2 separate regions of the Homo sapiens genome follow, and region 1 is linked to region 2. A link is an interaction called in ENCODE POLR2A ChIA-PET data of the cell type or tissue named here. Cell type or tissue: MCF 10A. All regions are shown on one strand. Each heading gives the region's core, and the rest is flanking DNA. Links, peaks and the distances in the headings are about the cores only.

What was found. ChIA-PET counts read pairs that join two places held together with the same protein. Peaks named below come from ENCODE experiments on the same cell type or tissue, not always from the same donor. Only the 100,000 strongest peaks of a DNase experiment are listed, where the experiment ranks them.
Region 1: POLR2A ChIA-PET joins it to region 2 with 5 read pairs; 1 of 35 experiments calls an interaction of 5 or more read pairs at or near these places.

What each region holds. Positions count from the first base shown.
Region 1 is chrX:9,310,450-9,315,827 of GRCh38, forward strand. No RefSeq gene overlaps it. Among named protein-coding and RNA genes, the nearest start is that of TBL1X, 150 kb to the right of the region's middle. In MCF 10A, for the core only: a CTCF peak has its summit at 2,938 (motif pointing left); a DNase peak (open chromatin) is centred at 2,932.
Region 2 is chrX:10,080,743-10,086,120 of GRCh38, forward strand. All of the region lies in intron 6 of WWC3 (WWC family member 3), which reads left to right. Among named protein-coding and RNA genes, the nearest start is that of WWC3, 68 kb to the left of the region's middle. RefSeq lists an enhancer at 2,144-2,644. In MCF 10A, for the core only: no CTCF peak of the experiment used is centred there; a DNase peak (open chromatin) is centred at 2,639.

The sequences.
Region 1 (5,378 bases), core at 102-5,101, 770 kb before region 2:
TCCAACAAATAGAATAAGGGTGAAATAAAGGTATGAAACTTCCAAGACTAAGTCATAGAAGGCACTGTGTCTTCCATCTGGCTCTCTCTTTGATCACTCACTCTGAGGGAAGCTAGCCGCCACGTTGTGAGGACACTCAAGCAGCCCATTGGACAGGTCCACTTGCTGCGAATGAGAATGACAATCAAAAGCCAAAGAAGAATTGATGCCTCCTACCAAAAGCCATGTGGGTGAGCCATCTTGGAAGCAGATCCTCCAGCCCCAATTAAGGCTTTAGCTGACTTCAGCCAGGGCTGAAGTCTTAACTGCAATCTCATGAGAGATCCTGAGTCATAACCACCCAAGTAAGTTGCTCCCAAATTCCTATCCCTAGAAACTATGTGATAATAAACAGTTGTTGTAAACTGCAAGGGAGTGACTTGTCACATGGCAATAGGTAATAAATATGCCAGGAATTAAATCCAAAGGTCTCAACCCAAAAGCCTGTGCTTTTTCATTTAACAACACTACCTTTTCCATGACGTCTTGTGTAAAATCAAAATATTTTGACCATCTCAACTTACATTTCCCTAACTGTCAGTTCAATTTTTGCCAATTATGTCACCTTATTCTGTGCCTAATTATAGGACTTCTTGCATTTTTGAAACACTAATCTCCCCTTCTGAATAATAACGGTCATGAGAACAGGGGATAGAGCAGTTTTGGTCATCATAGCATCCCCAGGATCAAATTTACTGCTCAGTAAGTAATAAGCACTGGGTGTATATTTTTGGATGAATGAATGAATGATGGCCAAAATACATATGACACAACTAGTCTACCACAGGGCTTTGTTCTCATTTTTATGCTGACACAAAAGGGAATAAATTCTATATCTAAGAAGAAACTAGGGAATATCTTGGAGTTGTGACTTTGATTGATCTGAGCTTCCCAGAAGACATTTGTTTTATTCAGAAAATACTTTGAAGGGCAAGAAGTATGACTGTTTTTTCAGTAACATGCAAAAATCCCTAGGGCATGCAAAAATAAGAATAATTTCCTAAACTAAAATGTCTTGTTCGATCCTCCAAGTGTTCTTCCGCTCCCTGTTCCAGGCCCACTGGAGAGTTTCGGCAGCAGGCCCTCAGACAGGAGTGGTCTGGCCTGCTGATGACCTCATCTCACCCCAGCCCACCTCCAGCTGCAGAGAGGAGTTGTGAGCACTGGGTTAAGGCAGCATTTTTCTGGGCAAGTTACTTATGCTCACATGAGCCGTAAATCAACATGCAGTCCTAAGTTGTGATGGCTTTTCACTTGGTGGGAAATGCCTAAACACCCAGATTTTTATTTCACAGCCAGGAAAAAAATAATGTGTGAGAGAAACAAAATGCAGAAGTGCCTATCAGACATGACTGAAATAAGAATCCCAAGGAACACGAAATGTTACTACAGTGATGCAGCTTTGATCACGGACCAAACATTTTTCTAGTAACCACTAAAACAGGACACATCACATGTACATTTTTCATACAATCCACCCTCCTTCGGCGTTTCACCATCTCATCCTCTGCTGCCCACTACATTTCTGTGATGATGGAAATGTTCTCTGCTGCCTAACAGAGTAGCCACTAGCCACTTGTGGTCACTGAGCACTTAAAATGTGGCTAGCTTAACTGAGAACTGAATCTTATTAGTAATTTAATTATTAATCAATTATTAATTACTAAATTGATTTCAGTTCAATTAAATTTAAATAGCCACATGTGGCTAGAAGATATATTGTATTGGACTGAACCATTTCATACAGCGTTCTGGGCACATTCAAAACGGTTGGAGTAATTTAGATCGAAGACAGGCTGGGAATTACGACTCCTTTTGCCAAAGATGGATAGAAAGGTACTCAAAACCCCAAAATCTCAAGCTGTTTTTCAAAACAATGAGGGAACCCTATGGGTCTACTATTTTCTGGAGTTTCTTAAAATCAACACCTAATCTGAAAAGAGAGATAAGAAAGAGAGGAGACAGTACACCTAAGGTCTTCAACCCAAGTCCCATCAAGGAAAGAAGGTTCTGTGTGATCTATTACTGGGGAACCAACATACACCTTTGGGGTGAAATGGAGCTGCAATGGGAAGCAGAGGCTGCTTAGAATACAAATCAGATTCCATGGCCGGGTGCAGTGGCTCACACCTGTAATATCAACTCTTTGGGAGGCTTAAGCAGGGCAATCGCTTGGGCCCAGGAGTTTGAGACCACCTAAGCAACATAGGAAGATCCCATCTCTACAAACAAATTAAAAAATGAGCTGGGCATAGTGAAGTGTACCTATGGTCCCAATACTTTGGGAGGCTGAAGCAGCAGGATCACTTGAGCTCAAGAGGTCGAGGCTGCAGTGAGCTATGATCATGCCACTGCACTCCAGCCTGGGTGATGGATGGGAGGGAAGAAGGGAAGGAGGGAGAGAAGGAAGGAAGGGAAGGAGGGAAGGAAGGAAGGGAAGGAAAAGAAGGGAAGGAAGGAAAGGAAGGGAAGGGGAGGGAGAGAGGGAGGGAGGGAAGGAAATGAAGGAAAGAGGGAAGGAGGGAAGGAAGGAAGGGAGGGAGGGAGGGAGGGAGGGAGGGAAGGAGGGAAGGAGGGAAGGAGGGAAGGGAGGGAAAGGAGGGAAGGAAGGAAGAAAATAGGTTCCGAAGCCCTTGGAGTACCCAAGTAAATTACAAAGCTGTAAACTGCTTAGGGGTGAGTTCAAACTCTGCAAGCTGCAAGGAAGCACCCACCCGGCCCTGCCCACCTCCTGAGACCCAGCCACCTTATTTCTTTTGGCTCCCCAAGGTGGCCCTAACATGGGCTCGGGGACGCTCGGTCTCTAAACCCAGGCTGGCACTTTCTTTCCTGCTCTCTGTGTGGCTTCCTGACTATGCCCATCAAGCTCTCTGTGGAGCAACTGGAACCTCGCCCCCTGCTGGTGGGAGTGTGAACTGCTGCCACTACTTAGGGACTGTCTACTATTCCGGGGCATACACCCCACAGAAATTTGCATATATGATCACCCTAAGACATGCATTTGCATACCCATAGCAACAGACTCTTCAAAGTGTCCTAAAACGAAACATCCCAAATCCCAACAACAATAGAATGGATTAATGTGGTATATGTATACAGGGAAATACTACGAGCAATGAAACAAATGACCTGCACCTCCACGTAAGAGTGAAATATCCCACAAGCGTGATGATGAGGTAAACCAGCTAAATAGAGCATGGTTCCGTGTATAGAAAGTACACAAATGGGTACCATGCATTCACACTGCTCAGAGAGGTGGTGGGTGGTGATGGGAAGTGGATGGGGGCAGAAGGTTCCAGGGTGCTGGGAGTGTTATTTTCTTGATATGGCTGCTGGTTAGGTGTGTGTGCTCTGTTGTCAAAAGTTAGCAATGGGCAGGGTCCAGTGGCTCACGCCTGTAATCCCAGCACTTTAGGAGGTTGAAGTGGGAGGATTGTTTGAGGCCAGGAGTTCAAGACCACCCTGGGCAACACAGTAAAACCCCATCTTTACAAAAAATGAAAAAAAAAATAATAATAATTAGCCAGGTCTGGTGATGCACACCCGTAGTCCCAGCTACTTGAAAAGCTGAGGTGAAAGGATTGCTTGAGACCAGGAGGTCAACACTGCAGTGAGCCATGAGCACGTCACTGCACTCTAGCCTGGGTGACAGAGCAAGACTCTGTCTCAAAAAAAAAAAAGTTAGCAATGCATACCCTTACAATAAACACATACTTTACTTCGTAGTTTTTCTTTTAAGAATGTTCTATCCATCCTCAGAGTACAGCTGAAAACTCACCACTTCCTTGAACCATGAAACTGTCCTATAACCATCTTTCATTTTCTCTCTATTAAAAAAACATAAATTATTTCATGCACATTTGCTCTATTGTATCTGTCAGAATTTTTTTTTTTTTTTTTTTTTTTTTTTTTTTTTTTTTAGGACAGAGTCTCACTCTGTTGCCCAGACTGGAGTGCAGTGGCATGATCTCAGCTCACTGCAACCTCCACTTCCCAGGTTCAAAAGATTCTCATGCCTCAGCCTCCCAAGTAGCTGGGACTTCAGGCATGAGCCACCACGCTTGGCTAATTTTTGTTTTTTTTGTTTTTTGGTTTTTTTGTTTTTTTAAGTAGAGATGGGGTTTCACCATGATGTCCAGGCTGGTCTCGAACTCCTCACCTTAGGTGATCCACCCACCTTGGACTCCCAAAGTGCCGGGATTACAGGTGTTATCTATCAGAATTTAAACACTGCGTTTTTTGTTTTTTGTTTTTTTTTGAGACGGAGTCTCACTCTGTCGCCCAGGCTGGAGTGCAGTGGAGTGATCTCGGCTCACTGCAAGCTCCGCCTCCTGGGTTCACGCCATTCTCCTGCCTCAGCCTCCCGAGTGGCTGGAACTACAGGCGCCCGCCACCACGCCCGGCTAATTTTTTTTGTATTTTTAGTAGAGACGGGGTTTCACCATGTTAGCCAAGATGGTCTCGATCTCCTGACCTCGTGATCCACCCGCCTCGGCCTCCCAAAGTGCTGGGATTACAGGCATGAGCCACCGCGCCCGGCCAACACTGCGATTTTTAAACCTCTCTTGGTGTTGAACCAAGTATTGCTCACGAAACACATACTTCATAAACTCTTTTAAACCAACCACTGCTTTTCTATTACTAAAACTTGCTTAAATGACAAAAGACAGGTATTATCTCACAGTCTCTGTGAATTTTCAAACAGCTGAGTTCAGTTAAGCACACAGTTGCCTGCACATATAAAAAATGGAAAATATTGCAACAAAAAAGACTCTGGAATTTTCCATCCACACAGCTGTTGCTGCGTGGCATCTGTGGTGTAACCTTCACTTGATGGAACTAACTCCCACAATCCCACGCAAGAGAAATGATCCCATTCCATTACAGTCCTGTCACTATACAGGGCAAAAACATCAGAAATGATTAAGAAAAGAAGAAAAGACACCGCACTCAAAAAAATGTGATGAAAACTTTTACAGTGCACTAGATCAAGAATTTGAAAACTCGTAGTAATTCCCATTTTTGTGGGTTTCCAAATGACAGGTGACTACTTAGTAGGCCCATTCTTTTTTTTTTTTTTTTTTTTTTTCGAAACGGAGTTTCACTCTTGTTGCCCAGGCTGGAGTGCAATGGCACGATCTCGGCTCACCGCAACCTCCGCCTCCCGGTTTCAAGCCATTCTCCTGCCTCAGCCTCCCGAGTAGCTGGGATTACAGGTATGCACCACCATGCCCGGCTAATTTTGTATTTTTAGTAGATACGGGGTTTCTCCACGTTGGTCAGGCTGGTCTCAAACTCCTGACCTCAGGTGATCCACCCGCCTCAGCCTCCCAAAGTGC
Region 2 (5,378 bases), core at 159-5,158:
AACCACCGTGCTGGTGGCTACTGTATTGAACACCATAGGTGACAGATTTCCATCATCACGGAAAGCTCCTTTGGACATTCCAGTCTGTAGGTCTTCCTCCTGTTCTCATTTTTACAATAAGAACGTTATCCCTACTAAGAGATTGGGGATGAATTGTTTACAATTAGTGAGCTGTATCGAGTCTGCAGGTTTCATGAACTAAAGGTGGTGTTTGAGAAATGGTGCTGGTGTGGGTCTGAAGGTTTGCTGAGCCGTTCTCTCCATTCACTGGCTTTCCTTGCTGAACTTGCGCATGTGCCGCACGCCTTCTGCACCTACTTTTCTCATCTGCAAATGGTGATTGTTTTAGGCAGCTCGGGCTGCTATGACAAATACCATAGACTGGGTGACTTGAATAGCAGATATTTGTTTCTCACAGTTCTGGAGGCTGGAGGTCCAATATTTGGTTCCTGGTGAGGGCCCGATTCCTGATATGCAGATGACCATCTTGTCGCAGTTTCCTCTCATGGCTAAGAGAGCAAAAACTCTGTTCTCTCTTCCTTTTCCTAATCCCATCATGGGGTCCCACCCTGTGACCTCATCTAACCCTAATCACCTCCCAAAGGCCCCACCTTCAAATGCCATCACATTAGAGGGTAAGGCTGCAACATAAGAATTTGGAGGACACACAAACACACAGTCCATAACAGCAATCACTGTGCTCAGTTATACTGAGGACAGCACCAGCACCTGGTACATGCCCAGCCCGAAACAATTAGTCCAACTCTGTGTGGTTACTGTTACTGACGCAGGTGGGCACCATGTTGCCGTCTTTCATCCTGCATGCAGATGCATGAGGTGACACACGTGACTGCAGCACTGCTCTTTATGGGGAGGTAATAAAGGAATGTGAGGTACAGATGTAATTATCTACCATTACCCAGCTATGTGTTTGTGTGCATTTTGGATCTACAGTCAGAGCTTCCTTTTATTAACCCTAGTTAGTATTAGCACAGCTTCTTCTTTAGCTTTTTTTTTTTTTTTTTTTAAGACAGAGTCTTGCTCTCGTCGCCCAGGCTGGAGTGCAGTGGTGTGATCTTGGCTCACTGCAACCTCCCCCTCCCAGGTTCAAGTGATTCTCGTGCCTCAGTCTCCCCAGTAACTGGGATTACAGGTGCCCGCCACCACGCCTGGCTAATTTTTGTATTTTAGTAGAGATGGGGTTTTGCCACATTTGCCAGGCTGGTTTCCAACTCCTGACCTCAGGCGATCTGCCCGCCTCGGCCTCCCAGAGTGCTGGGATTACAGGCATGAGCCACCGTTCCCGGCCTCTTCTTTAGTTTTGTCTTAAGCAAATCAAGCTTCTTTTCCAACTAACCGGCTGCTGGTTTTGTCATTCATGCGGTGCATAGGCCAGAGTGCTTTCCAAATGCACCGACGTGTGTTTTGTCCTTTTAGCCCCCCACTCCAGCCAGCCTCCAGATACTCCAACACCTCCTCAGATGCGACTGTGTGTGCTGTGGCAGTGTCATCCTGTGTCACTTTGGCTAAGGTGGTGGATAAAGAATAAGCAGAAACAAATCATTTGATTTGTGACAGGTCACCAAAAGTTATTAGGACTACCTAGTTGGATTTGAGGTGAATTTTCTACCTTCATTAGGCCACACTGTAGCTGTCTCTCATTGTGATACAGTGTCTCTGGACAATATGTAGTTGTTTGTTTTTTTTTGGTTTTTTTTTGAGATGGGGAGTCTTTGTCACCCAGGCTGGAGTGCAGTGGTGCAATCTTGGCTCGCTGTAACCTCCATTTCCTGGGTTCAAGCAGTTCTCCTGTCTTAGCCTCCCAAGTAGCTGGGATTACAGGCACACGCCACCATGCCCAGCTAATTTTTATATTTTTAGTAGAGACCGGGTTTCACCATGTTGGTCAGGCTGGTCTCGAACTCCTGACCTCAGGTGATCCGCCTGCCTCAGCCTCCCAAAGTGCTGGGATTACAGGCATGAGCCACCACGCCCGGCCCAGTAGGTGGTTTTAATGTTAGTCATTGTGTGTGCCGGAGGTTGCAGTTAATGTCATTCTCATTTGCAGCTCTGAGGAAGGTGACTGGGGTTCAGGAAGAGTCTGAGTTTGCTCAGGATCCCTGAGCATCAGCAGGGAGCCACGTCTGGCACTTCCCTCATGGCCATGGTTTCTGTAGTGGGTTGCTGGGCTCAGCGCCCGTTGCTTTGCCTTGGCTCCATCGTTCTGGTGAACTCCATTTCCTTATTTGAAGACAAAGGCCATATAGCAGTGTCAGCTGTAGATGGACTGATTTAGAAACTGAAACGTACTGCTGACTGAGAAAACCCCCTTCTCCTTAGCATGGCTAGGATGTGAATTCATCTTTTGTAGTTGCAGTGGTTTCAAGAATAGGAAAAGGCAGCCTCTGTTTCCCTAGGGGCATTAGACAGAGAAGCAGGAGCCAGAATAACGAGAATTTTAACTTAACACCTGCGGCCAAAACGGAGCGCAAGTTGTGCTCCTGGAAGAGAGGCGGGCCAGTGCTGTTTGGATTGTCTTTCTGCTTTCATTATCAAGATCCCACGCTTGGGAACAGCAATTGTAAACTTGCCACTTGCCAAGGGGAGGCTCCTCCTGTCTGCCTGAGCTCATGAGAATACCCGCCCTCCCCCTGGAGGCCAAGGAGTGGCCTGGGGAAGGCTCTGGACCTGGCCTTGGTCCTGAGGGGCCCACCCCACCTCATGCCTGACCAGGGGCAAGTTAGCTTTCAGGAGGGAGCTGCCCAGAGCTGTTGTTTAATGGGCACGTTGCCTTGGCTCTGTCTGACGCTGCGTTGTTACTGTGCATGTTTACTTTATTCTGGGACAGACACAGCCTCACAGGAAGAAGAGAAAACCCAGGCACCCGTGCCACTCTTAAAATATTTTTGTAAGTGGAAGATAATCTGGTAGCCTTTCTCTGAGTTCCACAGCTTATGAGATGAAAACAGCCTCATTATTTTTCTGGTATTGAACATTGGGTGTTTAGGTTTGGATTGAATCATGCAAATGTATATTTTTTTAATTGAGAAATTTTAGAAGGCCTTTTCAAGCATTGAAAATGTGATTACCCCATCTCTACTGGGAAATCCTGACTATACGTACAGATAGCAGGTGAGCTGTTATACCTAAACATGAAGCATCTCTGATTTTATCACCAACATTGCTTAAGGCAGTGGCCTGAGATTTTCCTCCAGAAAATTTCCTGCTGTTCTTGCTTCCCAGAATATCCAGTGTATTCTTTTCCAGAGCACCTCACTAGGAGTTTGGCTGCTTATAACATTTTAAGCTTGCCTTGTTTATCTTGGTGAATTTCCTGGCTAGCAAGGAAATTCATCATTACACTTGGGTCCAAGTAAGGAAAAAAGAACCTTTTGTATTTTACTTTAAATCTATATATGTTGTTGATTGTTGTAGAGAGGAATTGGCCACAGATATGTTCGCTGGGTTAATGATAGAATATGTACACAGATGTGTGTTTTATGTGTATCTATGTGAAGTGTACACATGTAAGCTTTTAATGATGGAAAATATCAAACACAAAAGCAGAGAGAATAGTATACTGAAACCTTCCTGTACCCCTCACCCCATTTAACCTGCACAATTGCCAATCTTGTTTCGGTGGTGACCCCACCCCATCTGCTAAGCTCTCACGGCCTTATTGAAGCAAATGCCAGAATCCCATTTAATCCATAAATATGTCTCCTAAAGTTATGGACTCCTTTTGAAAATAACTCTAATCCCTGTACCCCATTTACTAGGCATCTTGTGTCCAGTGAGCTCTTGCATTTCTTCAGGTGTTTGGGTCCAGTTTGGGCCACAGAGTGCCTTTGGTTGATGTGTCTCTTACGTCTTTTCTTTTCTACTCTCCCTCCTTTTTTTCCCCTGACAGCTTATTTGTTGGAGAAAGTAATTTGGTTGTCCTATAGAATTTCCCTAATGTTGGGTTTTGCTGCTGAAATTCACATGATGTCATTGAACGTGTTCCTCTGTCTCTTGTTATTTATGCAAATGGGCGTAATAGTTTGAGAGGCTTGATCTGATTCAAGTTGGATTTCTTTTCTTTTTTTAGTAAGAATGTTTTTAGGTGGTGGTGTTACTTCCATCAGGAGGCACCACTCTGTGCTTGTTTCTTTTTGCGGTGTGAAGATGATCAGTAGGTTCTGGCCTTGTTAGCCCAATGCTTTGATTTATATTAATAACATTTCTTGTCAGCTTTTTACCTAAGTTATGGATGTGTATCTTCCAGGATAAGTTCCTGAAAGCGGGCTTGGTAGGTTAAAGGGTGAATGTATTTGTTGTATTATAGGTTGTATTTCTTATCTGAAATGCTTAGGACCAGAAGTGTTTTGAATTTCAGTTTTTTTTTTTTTTTTTTTTTTTTTTTTTTTTTTTTTGGTTTGGAATATTTGCATTATACTTACTGGTTCAATATCCCTCATCCAAAAATCTGAAACCTGAAATGCTTCACTGGTCATTTTCTTTGGGTGTCATGTCAATGCTTAAAAAGTTTCAGATTTTGAAGCACTTTGGATTTCAGATTTTCAGATTAGGGATACTCAGCTTGTATTAGATATGGCCAAATTCCTTTGCTGAGGGGTTGCACCATTTTGCCTTCCTACCACTAACATATGAGTGTTCTCGTTTCCTGTGACTTTGCCAACAGGATGTGTTGATAAGCATTTGCATTTTTGCCAGTCTCATAGGTGAGAGATAGTATCTCAGTGTAGTTTCAATTTGCATTTTTCTTGAGGCCTTTTATAAAAGTCTTCAGAAAATAGGAGCACCATTTACAATGACTAATTAAAGTTTAGAGAAAAATTGAGCTTTTCCAGTGAAAGGTCCCCTGGACTCTGTTGCCCTAAAGTTTCTGAAACGTTTTGGAAAAATTACCTTACTGTAACTTACTACTAGTGTCCAGAGGCAAAGGGAAGACTCAGGACCAGGACACGTGCAATGTTTCCCAACTGGGTGATGTGCGTGAACGGACCAAGTGCACCAACAGATGTGGGCAAATTCCCCTCTCCAGCTCCTGCCTGGAGCTCTAGAATGTACCTTGTGTTAGATTTTTTTTTTTTTTTTTTTTTTTTGAGATGGAGTCTCACTCTGTGGCCCAGGCTGGAGTGCAGTGGCACGATCTTGGCTCACTGCAACCTCTGCCTCCCGGGTTCAAGCGATTCTCATGCCTCAGCCTCCTGAGTAGCTAGGACTACAGGTGCACACCACCATGCCCAGCTAATTTTTATATTTTTTTAGTAGAGACGGGGTTTCACCATGTTGCCCAGGCTGGTCTCGAACTTCTGGACTCAAGCCATCTGCCCGTCTCGGCCTCCCACAGTGCTGAGATTACAGGCGTGAGC